Regions from separate parts of the Homo sapiens genome. Here region 2 is linked to region 1. Evidence: chromatin loops called from intact Hi-C (ENCODE). Cell type or tissue: ascending aorta. All regions are shown on one strand.

Region 1 (4,000 bases):
CACGCATATTTTATTAAAGTGTAACAGATTAAAAGGTGCTCTAGCCAGGGCAAACCAGGTAAGTGGTTTCCAAAACTCACGTTGATTTAAAAGTTCTTGCACCCCTCCAAATTTCTTCTTAAAGAGGACAGCTATCCCAGCGCCCATGCGACAATCCTCACTGATACAGTGGGCTAAAGAGTCTGTTTTCGGGCATGCAAAAAGGTCTCCTTTCACATAAGTGATCTAAAAAATGTGCAAAGGAAAAGACAATGTTTTATTAGATACAGTAAAATACTAAGCTATTTTTCTGTATTTTGTGTCCCCCACGACTACCTCTCCCGGCACCCCTTCCTCCAATCTGATTTAAAGCCAAACCAATTACAGCATGTGTAAAAGGAAAGTAATGGATGATCCCTGCCTAGAATTTTGAGCCTTTTTAAAGTAAATCAGCTAGAGAGAAAAAAAGATAATGCAATCATTAATTTAATTAAAAAGTGTTTATGCTTTTGACCTCCATTATTACGAATTTCAGTTCACCAATAAGTCAATAGTTGTTACGCACTCTGCTTCCTTCTGGATCTTCATTAAGGCTGCTGGCCATGATACTGAGTCGCTATTTCCAGAATTTAAGTGTTTCTTCAGCTATGAGAAGGGAAAAGGAAGTAAAAATGCTTAGGCAGCCTTAGTATATAATATTCTGATTGCCCTGTACAACCACTTAATAGGCTTTTTTCCCCAACGTTTATCGATGAATGTGAGTTTGTTCGGCCCCTGGGACGTAATACAAAACCCTTCTGGGGCAAAGAGGAAGAACGCTTAGGTTCGGAGGCTGTCTCGACCCGCTCTCATTTCGTGCTTTCCTGGAGCGCCCCGCTCCGTCAGCGGAAGCAAAGCCCATCCCTAAGACACGCCTCCTCCTTTCTCCAGGGCCACTCCGGAGCAAGGCCGATTTAGGACGGTCTCCTTTTCTCTGCACGACGCAAAAGTATTTCCCCAGTGGGTCTGGCTTAGAAGAAAACAGAAGGGACTTGGCCACAGTCCCGTTAAGCCGCAACCACAGAGTGTACAGGGTACTGGCGTGCTGAGCCCCAGGCGTGGGGAAAGGAAGGCGGCCTCTCAAGGAACGTTCACCCCCCACTTTTTTGGGGGGTGCGTGGGAGAAGGAAAGAGTCTATTGAAGCCTCCCATTCTCTGTCTCCTACCCTAGGGCGGGTCAGCGAGGACGCAGTCTGTCCTGGGGTCCTATGGGAGGGTGCGGGGAGGCTCGCTCAAAGCCCCAACGTACCCAAGTCACCCTTCACCTGGAAAGGAGTCGGTTGTTTGGAGGTCCCCGCCCCGCGGGGAAGGGCTCCGGATCCGACCCTGGTAGGTGGGGAGCAGCGGACCAGCCCAAACGCGGAGCCAATCCCGCCAAAGCCCTTAATTGCACGCATCTAAGATGGCCGCCCCCGCCCGGTAGCGGGGCGGAAACGAGCCCCTCTAGCTTGCTAGCCGAGCCCACACTCTTTGGCGAAGGCCGCCGAACTTCCGGCAGTAAATTCCGTGGTTTCCCGCCGCCGCCCGCGCATGCGTAACGAAACTGCCCCACGAGTCGGGAAAAGTGGCGCTTGCGCATTAGCCGCAGGGGTGTGTCCTAGTGGCCACTTGGAAAGGGGTGGGCAGCTGGCAAAGGGGCTAGTTAGCGCCTGCGTAGTACTAAGCTCAAGGCAGCGTTTTGAGTTGAAGGGTCTGGCGCGTCTGGAAAGCGCCTGCGTATTCCTTTCACTGGGGGTGGTGTCAAAGCGGGAAGGTGGGCGTGGCTTCAGGGAACGCCTGCGCGTTGCTCCTCCGAAGGGGTGGGGCGATCCCTGAACTGGAGTTAGTGGGCGTGGCCTCAGAGGCGCCTGCGCGGAGGCGGTTGGAGGGAGGCCCGATTCCCCTTTGTTCGGGTTCGCCATTTTGCTAGGCAGCGGCAGTGGCGGCGGCAGCGGCGGCTGGAGCCTCTGATTGGGTTTCGGAGTCCGGTACTGGAGCCAATCAGCGCGGGCAGCGAACCGGGGGAGCGAGGCACGGTGAGTGTGAGGAGCCAATATCCAGCGGCCCAGAGCCGGCCCCAGCGCCCCGATTGGCGGGTCTCGCTGACCACTCAGGAGAGGCCCAGGCGCCCGTCGAGCCCGGGGAGTCGAGCTGAGCCTAGCCGAGCCGGGCGGCCAGCGGCCCCGGCCCGGGGCCTGCGAGCGCCTCGGGGCACTCCCGGCCGAGGCCTGCAGGGGCCGCCCCGCGCGGGGATGGCGCCTCGGGGAGCAGGCACCTCGGGGCTCCGACCCTCGCAGGGTGCCAGGGCCAGTTGGGAATGCGTCCCTGTTCCCCGACTCAGGCCCAGGTTCTCAGGCCCCAGGCCTGGGGCCACGAATGGCCCTACACTAGGGGACACATGCGCGCCCTGGGCCTCGGCGATTTCCTCCTGGTCGTTCTGGCCGCAAACTTAAACCTGCCCTTGCACTCTCCACTCTCCGGCCCTTGGGACAGGAAGCCTCCCCGGGGCCCGCGCCCCCCGCTCCCCGCTCCCAGCGAGCCGGGTCTGTCTTATCTGCAGCCCCTCTAGGTCGGGAGGGAGGCCTGGGGAGGGTGCGCGCCGCGGCCGCGGGGTCCCGTGTGCGGCTGGCAACGGGGCTGGCCCGCCCACGCCTCGGAGCCCTATGGGCCCGCCCCCGCTGTCTCCCTGGTGGGGAGAGGGGGCCGTTAGTTCGCCCACTCCCCCTGCTCCGCCGCGCCCCTCCTCCCAGCCCGCTCCGCCCGGGTCTCCGGCCCGGCGCCGTTACCACCCCTTTTGGCTCGTCATTTCCTCTCTTCCCCGCCCCGTTCGCAGTGGCAGGACCGCACACCTCCGTCTTGGAGCCCAACCAAGCGGTCTCCGTTTCTTGTCCGGGCTGTAAGACCAGTCCATTCGGTGCCTGGAACCTCACTCTTAGAAGATTGATACCCTTGCGCATTCTTTCCGGAGGCTGCACAACTTGCTGTTCATATTACTAATCTTATCCACTGCTCATTTTGTGAAATCTCCCTCCCTTGGGAATATAGTACAGTTTTGGGGGTTTTTTTTCCCTTTGTTTTTGCCTTCGCCTTTCTATGTTACTTTGTGTCAGGCTTGACCCAGTCCACTCATCTCTTGGTTTATGTTTTTCTGATACACTTTCAAGTCCTGTGTTAACGTTTTCTCAGCAGATGTTTAGAAACTAACAGTGTTGTGGGGTTTTCCTTAGGGTGAGAGGTTGCTGTTGGCAACCAATTATCCAGCAGTTAGTATATGCCAGGTATAATCCGTGTGTTAGGGAGGGAGTACGTAGAGGTCAATAAGAACTGTGCCTACCTGATGGAAATTGACAGGTGAACAGGTAGTTAATACCTAACGGTTAGTGCTATAAAGGGGCCAAGTTCAGTTGCTGTGAAGTATCCATGCGTGAGCTAGCCTCCGTGAAAGGCTTATCACCACCGCACTTTTGACTGGCCTTGAAGAATGATGGTAATTCTTCCACAGGAAAGATGGAAGAGCTTGCTCGAAGAGAAGAAAAGCATGTGCAGAGGAATCAAATTACACTGTTGGAGGCAGGAAGATGGGATAGGGAAGTGGGCAGTAGTTGTGATAGTTTAGGGGGGAAAGCCCAGTTGGTAAAATACTTGTATATCTTGCTAAGGAATATTTTGGAAACAGTTATTATTTTGTATGGAGGTTCAAGTAGAAGGGATCTAGAGCTATATTTTTTCCTAAGATTGAAAAAACGAGTTTCTGACTTGTTTATGGGTTCTGCCCCGTGATAGTGGCTGAGTTCTTTGGGGATGAAGAGGAGACTTGTCCTAGGACTCTGAAAATTATTTTTACTCATGTGAATCATCTAGTGCATTCCCTGGCACATAAAGGTCTTAAGTATCTGGTGCCCATTTCTAAATTCACATTTAATGTTATACAACTAATAGGTTTCAGAAAACTCGTATTCCAGTGCTCTTTCATTACTAAAACTTCGGGGACAGGTTTTATTTT
Region 2 (4,000 bases), 660 kb after region 1:
AGGACTGTCTCCCAGTCGTGGCACCAAGAACTGCGTTCTAACCGAGCGCATCCGCATCTGTCCACCCAGAAGGAAACCAGAGACCAGCCTCCAACCTCATCCCCAGCTGCCCAACAGTGCCAGGTCTGGGCCAATGGAATCTCGGCCAGGGCGGGTGCAGGGGCCTGAGGCCACACCCCAGAGGTGTCACTGGGGGCCTGCATCCGTCTTGTCCCTTTCCCTGAGGGATGAAGCAGCCCCTCACTCGGGATGGGGGGAGGGCAGAGGATGGGAGCTGGGCAGTAATTAACCTGCACTTCCCCAGCGAGCTCTAAGCCAAAAACTGCGCTCAAGTTGAGTGCAGAAGCTCCGCGCTGAACCGTCCCCAGAACAGACAGGCGAGAGAACGACGGCTGGAGCTGAGGGGGGTTCGGGGGAAGGCGCAGCGGCCAGGGGCTGGCGGAGAGCGGAGGGCGGGGGCCTGGGCCCAGCGGGGTTCGCGCAGACAAGCCCCGCCCCGGGCTCCCTCCCTTCCTCACCCGGGGCGCGGGGCTGGGGCGCGCCAGGCGGCTGCGGCGCGAACCTGCTCGCGCAGCCCGGAGCAGCTCGGGGCAGCCGTGCGTGAAGCCGGAACCCCGCGCGGGGAGGGGGCCGAGCTGGCATCTGCCCGCTCCCTTCCAGGAGGCGAGCGGACGCGCTGGGCCAGAGCTGGTCGGGACAGCCCAGGGGTGGGCGGCACGGACTCGGGGGATCGGGGGGAAGGGGGCGTGTTTTCCGGGATTCGGGACCGAGACGGGGGGAGGGGGAAACTCGGGGGGCGGGCAGGCAGCTGGGAACCCGGGGGGAGGCAGACAACGGGGCGCACGGAGGGAGCGCTCCGGGGTTGGTGTTCCCCAGGGTCATAGAATAACCCACGGGGAGAAAGAGACTGCCCAGGGACTCGAGGGGACGGGGCCAGGGGCGGCTTCTTCAAGAGACCGAGCTGGAGGAAGGGACGGGAAGGGAGGGAGAGATGGTACTTCCACCCGCCCCCCCATCAGCCCAGCCCCCGGGGCGTGGCGCCGCTCTGGCCCTCCCACTCCCCCCGCTGGCCTGGCCAGACTCAGCCCCCGCACACCTCCCCTACCTCCGACCCCCTCTCAGGCATCGCCGGCCCCAGCCGTGTCCGGTGGAGGGGGAGTGGGCGCGGGGCCCGCGCGTCCCTCAAACTTCTTGCGAGTTCACCATCACGCCTCCCGCCCCTTCGACTCCCAGCTCCGGGCCGGGAAGGCCCATGCCCGCCCGGCCCCTCCCGCCCGGTTACATAAGGTCGCGGAGAAGCCGCCCCCGGCCCGCGCCTGAAGGGAGGGGCCGAGGGGGCTCCCGGCTCGGCGGGCAGCGCCGCTCGGGCCACGCGCTGGGCGCCCGGGGGCGGACGGACTGCGGGTGGGTGGCGGCGCGCACGGTCCTGCTTCCCTCTCCTGCCGGCATCCCCCACCCTCCCACCTGTCTCCGGGACCCACGGGATAGGGGCCAGGGAGCCTGGGTCGGGGGTCCCGGGCCCTCCTCGTGCCTCTCGCTCCCCGGTCCCGCTCACCTCGCTCTGAAGGTCAATCTGTCCGCCGCCCGCGCCCCGCGGCTCCGGCAACTTGTCGCAAGTTCGGGTGCCTGGCCCGCAAGCTGTGCCCGCCACCTGCTCCCGGCCTGCTCCGGCCCCGTGCCACCAGGGAGGCCCGCCCCGTCCGCCCTTCCCGCCGCCGTCGGCGCCGCGGCCGCTCCCTGCGTCCCGCCCGGGCCGCCGCCTCCGCTGTCACCGAGCCCCGCGCCCGGCGCCCGGGCTCCGGCTGTCACTCCACGCACACTTCCCTCCGCGCCCGGCAGAGGGCAGCACCCGCCCCGCCTCCCAGCCGCTCTGCCTCGGCGCCCACTGGGAAGCGTAGTTCTCGCTGCAGTCCCGCTAGGCACGCCGGGATTTGTAGTCCCGCTCAGCGGACTAAGGCTTACAGGGAAAGAGGCTCTTGACTTGGAACCTCTGATCCACTTCTACCTCTTTGCAAGTTTTCTTTCTCCTCTCAGTAAAGTCCCAAACCAGGGCTCACTAAGATACATTCTGTAGCCTGTCCGACCCCCTAAAAGGAACCTGCAGCCTGCTGTCCTTCGGCAGTCTAAGAAAGAGAGGGTCCCAGATGGTGTGCTGTTGCCATAGAAACTCCACCTGTGGCAAATTCCAGCTTCTCTTCAGGAGTAGGGTGCAGGACCTGGATCTTGCACTTTTATCCCTGCCCCGATCATAAGGGGCAAGGCCAGGGTGAGCCTGGCGAAGTACAGGGTAAAATATGACAGTAGAAGGCAGCCTGCCCCCATTATGGGTTCTACATTCACGCCCCACTCACCAGCCTGAGCTTGCTGTCATGTTGCTGGACAGAAATTGTCTGAGCTCCTTTCATGTCACCTTCCCTTGTTGGAAGTTCACAGGGTGCGGAGGCATCATTCTCTACTTTCTCCTCTTCCCCGCCCCTTTTTCCCTGTCTCCTCCCCCAGCCCCTCCCCTGCTTTTCTTCTCCTTCCCCTCCTCCTTTTCTTCCTCTCTCTCCTCCTTCCCCACATACAATGTTGCTCCTGGTTTCTGGATCTTTTGCTAAGAGGCTCCTGAGGAGGACAGGGATGAAGTCCAAAGGGACAAGATCCCTTGCTGAGTTGGTTCCAGCAAATAGGCTCGATTTCTCTGTGACTCAAGTAGGAACACTCTCCCCCGGCCCGCCACCCACCCACCCATGATGGCGCTACCACTGTCTTCCCTTTCCAGGGGAAAAGTATGAACTTTAAGCTCTGAGGGTTACAGAGCCCATCCCAAGCCATGCCTTAGGTCCCATTTCTCTTAGAATCACAGTGACCCACCAGGAAACCTTGTAGCCACTCAGGGAAAACTCCCTTCCAAAAACAACAGGATGACCAACATAAAGAAGAACTATTTATTATTAGAGAAAGTCCAGAGTCCAGAAAAAGAAGGCTGAATCCAGAGTGGAAAGACAGATACAATGCCCTAGGAGGGTGCAGGGTCAAGAGGAAGAGGGGAGCCCACGTGTCGAGGCAGCAAGTCTAGGCGGCAGTGGCAAAGCCTACTCTGTTGTTGCCCAAGTCGTAGACGGAATAGTAGGACCTGAGGAAGACATCCCCGAGGATCCACAGGGGCTGGCCGTTCTGGGAGGACAGGTAGGTGGGCTCGACTCCCACGGTGCAGTAGCCGTTGTTCTGCTCAACAAAGAAAGGCAGCACTCATTCATTTGTCCACACATGAGCTGGGCCCTGCTCAGCTCTGAGCCCTGGGCTGGGAGCACAAGTGCAGAGCTGAGGGAGCCAGGGTCTCTGCCTTGAGGGCTCATAGGCCAACTGAGCCACCAGAGCAGAGCGGGTGGGAGGATTTCTGGAACAGGTACATTCAGGCTGCCGTGGTCCTCAGCAGGGTCTCCTCTCCCCATGATGGGAAACTTCTCTTCCCACAGACCTCCCTCCTGCTCCCAATTTGGAGCAGATCAGCCTGGTGGTTAAACCTTGGAGCCAAACCAACTTGAATTCAAACCTTAGCTGTGTCGCCTTGAGTCAGTTACTCAACCTCTCTGAACCTCCAAGTTTTCATTTGTAAAACAGAAATGAGTATCTCCCTCATTAAATACTGTGACAATTAAATGGGATCATGAAGCAAAGTGCTTTGCACAGTGGTCTGCCCTAGTAAGTGCTCAACAAAGAGCCCAGTGCCTCTCCCCACTAATTAATAATAATTGATCATAGATGACAATCTTCTATTTCATAGCCTTGTTCCAGAGAAGGGGGTTTAGAATCAATGAGTGGGGAAGATAAATGAGTACAAGCGTGGAGTCGGAAAATGGCACAAGGCAGGAGACCCAGCATTTCTGGCTCCCCAGCCCTTCCTCCCAACCCCAATCATGGTGGCTCAGCCTGCAGGGACCAGGACTTACACTGAGGATATAGGAGGAAGGTGGCAGAGGGAACTCCACACCATTGATGATGAAGGTCAAGCTGG

The links. Peaks named below come from ENCODE experiments on the same cell type or tissue, not always from the same donor. Only the 100,000 strongest peaks of a DNase experiment are listed, where the experiment ranks them.
Region 2: a loop joins it to region 1, with 4 times the contacts of the local background. A loop is called at or near these places in 13 of 110 quality-filtered maps.

The regions. Positions count from the first base shown.
Region 1 is chr6:41,071,052-41,075,051 of GRCh38, forward strand. It overlaps OARD1 (O-acyl-ADP-ribose deacylase 1), which reads right to left and starts at 1,305. Exons shown (of 6, transcript NM_001329686.2): 1 at 1,185-1,305; 2 at 545-624; 3 at 81-225. The coding sequence starts at 583. It overlaps NFYA (nuclear transcription factor Y subunit alpha), which reads left to right and starts at 1,923. Exons shown (of 10, transcript NM_002505.5): 1 at 1,923-2,033. RefSeq lists enhancers at 1,324-1,533, 1,564-1,613 and silencers at 1,994-2,623, 2,654-2,813. In ascending aorta, a CTCF peak has its summit at 2,256 (motif pointing right); DNase peaks (open chromatin) are centred at 920, 1,550, 1,720 and 2,800; H3K4me3 peaks cover 4,000 bases; H3K27ac peaks cover 4,000 bases.
Region 2 is chr6:41,733,795-41,737,794 of GRCh38, forward strand. It overlaps TFEB (transcription factor EB), which reads right to left and starts at 1,814. Exons shown (of 9, transcript NM_001271944.2): 1 at 1,556-1,814. PGC (progastricsin) reads right to left here. Exons shown (of 9, transcript NM_002630.4): 8 at 3,936-4,000; 9 at 2,917-3,210. The coding sequence ends at 3,058. RefSeq lists silencers at 363-802, 933-1,462, 1,503-1,972. In ascending aorta, a CTCF peak has its summit at 1,850 (motif pointing right); DNase peaks (open chromatin) are centred at 407, 537, 1,007 and 1,897; H3K4me3 peaks cover 2,434 bases; H3K27ac peaks cover 1,854 bases.